2 separate regions of the Mus musculus genome follow, and region 1 is linked to region 2. The links are chromatin contacts, found by Hi-C or POLR2A ChIA-PET in ENCODE. All regions are on one chromosome and are shown on one strand. Each heading gives the region's core, a stretch centred on a gene start or an enhancer-like site at or near the end of the contact. The rest is flanking DNA. Distances are from core to core; before and after follow the strand shown.

What was found. A loop is a pair of places that touch in the nucleus more often than their neighbours do. ChIA-PET counts read pairs that join two places held with the same protein, here RNA polymerase II (POLR2A).
Region 1: a map of heart shows a loop between it and region 2 (4-fold over the local background). The contact joins the enhancer-like site here to the promoter of Mgll in region 2. A Hi-C loop is called at or near these places in 13 of 37 maps with a recorded cell type or tissue (CH12.LX, T-helper 17 cell, gastrocnemius and 2 more). POLR2A ChIA-PET finds 5 or more read pairs at or near these places in 2 of 5 experiments (Patski and embryonic stem cell).

Annotation. Positions count from the first base shown.
Region 1 is chr6:88,760,688-88,763,387 of GRCm38, forward strand. All of the region lies in intron 2 of Mgll (monoglyceride lipase), which reads left to right. Among named protein-coding and RNA genes, the nearest start is that of Gm26588, 19 kb to the left of the region's middle. Within about 2 kb of position 1,449, at least 1 of the 3 ENCODE cell types and tissues checked has a DNase peak (open chromatin) inside an H3K27ac peak, as active enhancers do; it is heart, where a contact is called at or near this core.
Region 2 is chr6:88,722,976-88,725,675 of GRCm38, forward strand. Mgll (monoglyceride lipase) reads left to right here and starts at 1,437. Exons shown (of 8, transcript NM_011844.4): 1 at 1,437-1,596. The region is part of intron 2 of Gm26588 (a long non-coding RNA gene); the gene reads right to left.

The DNA.
Region 1 (2,700 bases), core at 199-2,698, 38 kb after region 2:
CAGCCCGGGCTTTGCTCCTCAGATACACTGTCCAGGGCCTTCCTTCCAAGGCCCGGCCATCATGTCTAAGTAGGGCTCTCCTGCCTGCTCCCTCCTTGTGCTCATATGTATGTATGTCTTCCCCTGCTGAGCATCCTTCCTGCTAGACTAGGAGCTGGGCGCAGGCAGGGGCAACATTATGCACTCATCTCAGAGTCCCCAGAGTCTGGCTCTAACAAGTTCCCAGCCACTCTTCTGGGCCATTAGGTACCACGGTGACCTCTGCCTTATGAAGCAGAGTCCCTTCATTTCTCTGTCCATGATGACGGTCAAGGGAGTCAGTGGACTTCCCTGGGCTCGTGAGTGACTACCGGCAACCAAACCAAAAGTGACTTTTCTTGGGGGAAATGTGAACAGACATGTAAATGGAGTGCCTGCAAGAGGTGGAGTCCAGCGTGGTGAGCCGGGGCGGGGTGAAAGGCGTGTAGGGGACCTTCAAACAACTGCATCGCCAAAAAAGTCTCCTCCTGATGAACGACAGCCTCATGGATGCTGCATACATATGGAGCTCCCTTTCAGGGAGCTAGCCACTGTACTCAGGCACTTCCAGAGGCAATGTGTCTGGGGCAGAACCATATGCAGCTGTGGGGCCATAGCAGGAAGGTTCTAGGCTCTGGGGCCAGGGAGGGCAGGGAACGGCAGCTACTCTGATTTCAACACTGCAGCAGCCACCACATGGGCCCAGAGGGCATTGCACTACAACACTGGGCTGCTCTCCCAGCCGCCAGGATGACAGTGACTGCATTTCTCAGTTTTTCAAGCTCTGTCGCAGATTCCTTCAAGCGGAAGTTTAACTCCAGTGTTCTGCAAGACTCCAAAGAAAGCAGCTTCCAAGTGGCAGCAGCTCCCGGGGGGTGAACACGAATGTTCCACCGGCAATCCTGGAGCTAGGGGCTGGCCTGTGAATGGTCATACAAAAAACCCTTCGTTTTGAATGATCATGCAAATAGCAGAACCACGGGCCAGGGGCATACGACCACTGGGCTGAGTGGGGCATACAGAGGGAGATGGGAGGGAAGGAGGGGCAACATCATCAGGTGTGTCTGTGAAGGGGCAGTACCACGAAATGGGCAGTTGGCAGGGGTCACAGATGCGGCCCTGGGCTGGCTTTGGGGCTTCTGGGAGGTCCTGCTTTCGCCTGCATTCTAAACCCAAGGCTGCCATGACAGTGAGATCTGGGCCAGGTGTGTGGGAGGAGTCCTCTTGCTAGATGTCAGGTCGCCTACTCCTCCACTGCGCTTGGGCACTGACATCTCAATTGAGAAGATGACAGGCAGGGCCTCTGTAGTGACAAATGGCGAGGATAAGAAGTACTGGAGGGGCCTCATGAGTCAGAAAGCTCGGGGTGGAGATGGAGAGGTGAAGACAGGGAGGCGAGCAGGAGCCTCGGTAGGTGCAGCTGTGCAGGTGGGAGCACACACTATAAGAATGCACTTAAGTGTGTAAGCCGGCTCAAACCTGGCTAAAAGAGGGAACGGTGGGCTGTCTTCTGAACCGAGTGTCCAGGGACATCCATTAAGAGCTGAGCACCAGCCATGGGGAACGTGTCTATCCCTAGGAGGTGGCCAGACATGAGGCTACCCCAGCTAAGCATTTGGTAGCATGCCCTGATTGACATATCTGAGAACCAGGAAGGAAGCTAAATAAAGGTCGCTAATCAGTAAAGAAGTGGAAGAAGGTCGTGATGTTTCTTCTCAAAAGAGCTTTAAGCAGTGCAGCCTGACTTAACTTTGCTTAGACAGACAGACTTGGACTCAGTGAATACTAACGTGCAGGTGTGTGTGTGTGTGTGTGTGTGTGTGTGTGTGTGTGCGTGTGTGCATGCGCGTGTCCAATGTGCTAACTTGACAGAATGGGGTCCATGCCAGATCTGAAACCCTAAGCTATGGAATGCTCACTTGCTGTAGTGAGTCTGAGCATGCCCACTGGGTGAGTCTGAGCATACCACTGGGTGAGTCTGAGCATGCCTACTGGGACGGGGGGTGGGGGGGTGGGGGGGATAGAACTTCTGTGGAGCTGGCAGGTGTGCAGAACTCATTGACCTTGCTCCCATTATGGGCAGCCCCGCAGTCCGTTTCTTTCCAAGAGGTGACAGCAGCAAGCTCCTGCAGGCTCCACGCCTTTGTGGAGAGAAGCCATAGCTCACCCAGCAGACACTTTGGGAATGCTGTGACTTAAAAGCAGCTGCTCAGAGGAGTCTCGGGGAACCTCTGGGCAACATCTGGGCCATTGACCTGAGCAGGTGCTTCTCAGCCTTGGCTGTGCATGAGCCACGAGGAGCCTCTCCAGCTCCAGACCCGTGGTCTCTGGAGAGGGATCCGCATGCCTGTGGTTTTAGATGCTCCCCAGTGATCCTTAGTTAGGGCTGAGGTTAGAAAAGGCTGCAGTGAAAGGAAATGGCTCAGAACAAGTGTCTTAAGCCTCTGTCACGTATTGATCAGGGGGGTGGATACTATCAGGGTGTCAAGCTGGGCATGACAGTGATAGCTCTACTGCTATTTCTGACCCCAAATGACCACCCATGAAGTCCCCCAGTGTGGCCCATAGCTGTATAATGGAGACAAAACATTTGCAAAATCTAGCCTGACTACTTTTCTGTTAGTGACTATGGGCTGAGTCACCACAGAAGCCCATGGTCCCAAAGATAGGTACCCCCGAGCC
Region 2 (2,700 bases), core at 187-2,686:
ATGATACTATTCAACCCTGCTATTTTGCAAAGTGGTTGGCCAAGAAGAAAGCCCTGGAAAGCCTGAGGAGATGGGTGTGGGTTGGGGTCATCCTTCCTCTGCAGCTGTCACTCACAGGTGGCAGGCATAGGACACAGTGGACAGGCTGTAAATTTAGTGCTGGATTCCAGACTCCACAGCCACATAGGCAGCTGTGCTAGTGGGACCTGGATCCTGGGGCACCTAGGGGAAATGGTTTCATGCAGTGTGTGTGTGTGTGTGTGTGTGTGTGTTTGCTTGCAGTATGTCTGCTTCCTTCTCAGAGCTCTAAGCGCTTGTGCGTGAATGTCACGCATCTTTAGCTCTCTGGGTGTATATGGTGTGTTGTTTTTCTCTGTTGTGAACAAAAACATGGGGAAAGGAGCTACTTCTGCTGCTGAGGCGGAAAACTAAAGGGAAGCTGTGTCTGCTGAGATTAGCTGGCTGATTAAAGTTTCAGTACTATGGAGAGGTTGGAATGTTCCAGGTCCAGAGGCAAATTACTTTATTTTGGGCTAAGTTCGGGCCCTCAGGAACAGCCATTTCTTTCTTGCCCCTCTTTGTTAGAACTAACTTCTTGAGGCAATAGATGAACACTGTTTAACTATTGATTTAACACGATAGTTAGCTTCTACAAATCCAAAAGTTAGCAATGCTATCAGATAGCATTTTGAGCCTATAGGAACACTTTCCCATTTCACTGTTACCTGACTCTCTGTTGTACCCACCAATGTATTTTAAACTTGCCTTGATATACGGCTTTATCTGTTCTGTAAAACTATTTTAAAAACAAAACAAAACAAAACAAAAACCAAAAAAACCCAAAAAACTTCCCGAAACTGCTTTCACATAGGAACATGGAATTAGGGGTAACTTAAATCTGTGTTTCCAGCTCATGGTCATTCAAAATGGCTCCAGAATAATCTTTTCCCCTGTAAGATGAGAGCTGTGGTTTCTGCGCTGACACTCACTGTGTGTGTGGTGTGTTGTTTTTATCTGTGTGCATGGTGTCTAGGGCGTGTGCGTCCATGCTGTGTGTTTGTATTCATGTAGTAACTGTGACATTCACTTGTACCTCTGTGTGTAGTTTGTATCTGGGGAAGGGTCCTGAGGATGTGTCCTTGTGGGTGTGCCTACACCTGTGCTATCTGAATGTGGGTCTCGCACGTGTGCAACTGTAAACATGTGCATGCAGTTCTAGTGAGCGTGTTTCTGCTCCGGGGACCAGTGTGAGGGTCTGTGTTCTCGACTGTGCGCATGGGCTGGAAGGGCCCCATAATTCGGTTCAGTGCCCCGTGAAGGTCCCCCACGCGGCCAGGAAAAGCGCGAGGCAGGTCGGCGGGCGATGCCCCGCTCCTCCCCGGGGGCCGGGCACACGTGGGGCCCCGGCGCCGCCTCCCCGCGCGTCCCCACCCAGCGGGCCGCCCCCGCCGCCGAGCGGCTGGGGATAAAGTGGCGGCGCAGACGCCGCGCCCTATCGCTGCGCAGCCGGCCGCGCGCAGTAGTCTGGCTCTAGCCCGCCGCAGACCCGGACCCGCGTGGTGCTCGGGGAACGTGACAGCGGCGCTCGTGGCCCGGGTAACTGCCTCCCGCCCCTGCCTCAGGATAGGAGCCGCCGCCAGGGGTCCCCTGCGCGCGTGTGCGTGCGCACGAGTGTGCGCGCGTGTCAGCGTGTGCGCGTGAACGCGCCCCTCGCGCCCTCGCACCAACCCCCAAACAGACTTGTGCCCGTCAACTGCATCTTCCCAGACCGGTGTGGGAACAACGGCCAGGTCCACGTCCTGTGTGGCGTGCCGATGACAGCCGCGAGGTTTCCTTCCCTAAGCGGTCGCGGGCGGGCAAGAGGCAAAGTTTGTCGGAGAATCGGGGTGACTTTGCTCGGGGACCCGCATCTGCGCGAATGCGCGGTGCCGCGGAGCGCGTCTCGCAGCAGCTCCGGGCTGGGGACCGGCTGTCCCTCGCTCCCGGAACCCCTTCAGGGGTGTGTTCTGGAAAAGTGGCGACATGAGCTAGAGCTGGAGCAGCAGGAGGGAGCAACTCGCACCCCTGCAGCCCAGGCGGGGAGGGCGCGGACCCCGTGGTGCTGCCCTGCGGCCGCGATGAGGGAACAGCCCTCGTTTGCCTGGCGCTGATACTCGAGGCTGTGGCGGTAGTGGAATGCAAAAGCCAAGACTAATGGAAACAGGTTTGTCATGGCATCTTTGGCATTCAGAAGGGAAAAATCGCTTGGGGCGCGTCACCTACTTATTATGCCCCCTGAAACCCGCACAGTGGAGATTTTAGGAGAGATGGGTCCTTGCAGCTGGGGCTTTGTACCCACGGAACTGACTGTAATTTCCGCTTGATTACAGCTAAAATAGTCTTTAAGATGAAGTTTCCTGAGATGATTTAAAATAAACACAGATGGGAGGGGGGCTATACTGAGGCACTTTAAAAAAATAAAGTGAGCATTTTCTTAAGGACAAACAGGACTTTTCAATCTTGAAGGGGTTTGCAAGAGATGTATGTAATTTTAAAATATATATATCAAATTGGGGTTTGGTGGGGTTTTTTTTGTTTGTTTGTTTTGTTTTTTGTTTTTTGTTTTTTGTTTAATTGCCTAGAAAAGAAGCCACAGCCACAGTCCTGACTCAAAAAAGGCTTTCTTTCCTCCCATATGGACATAAGTGTATTTCTGACTTT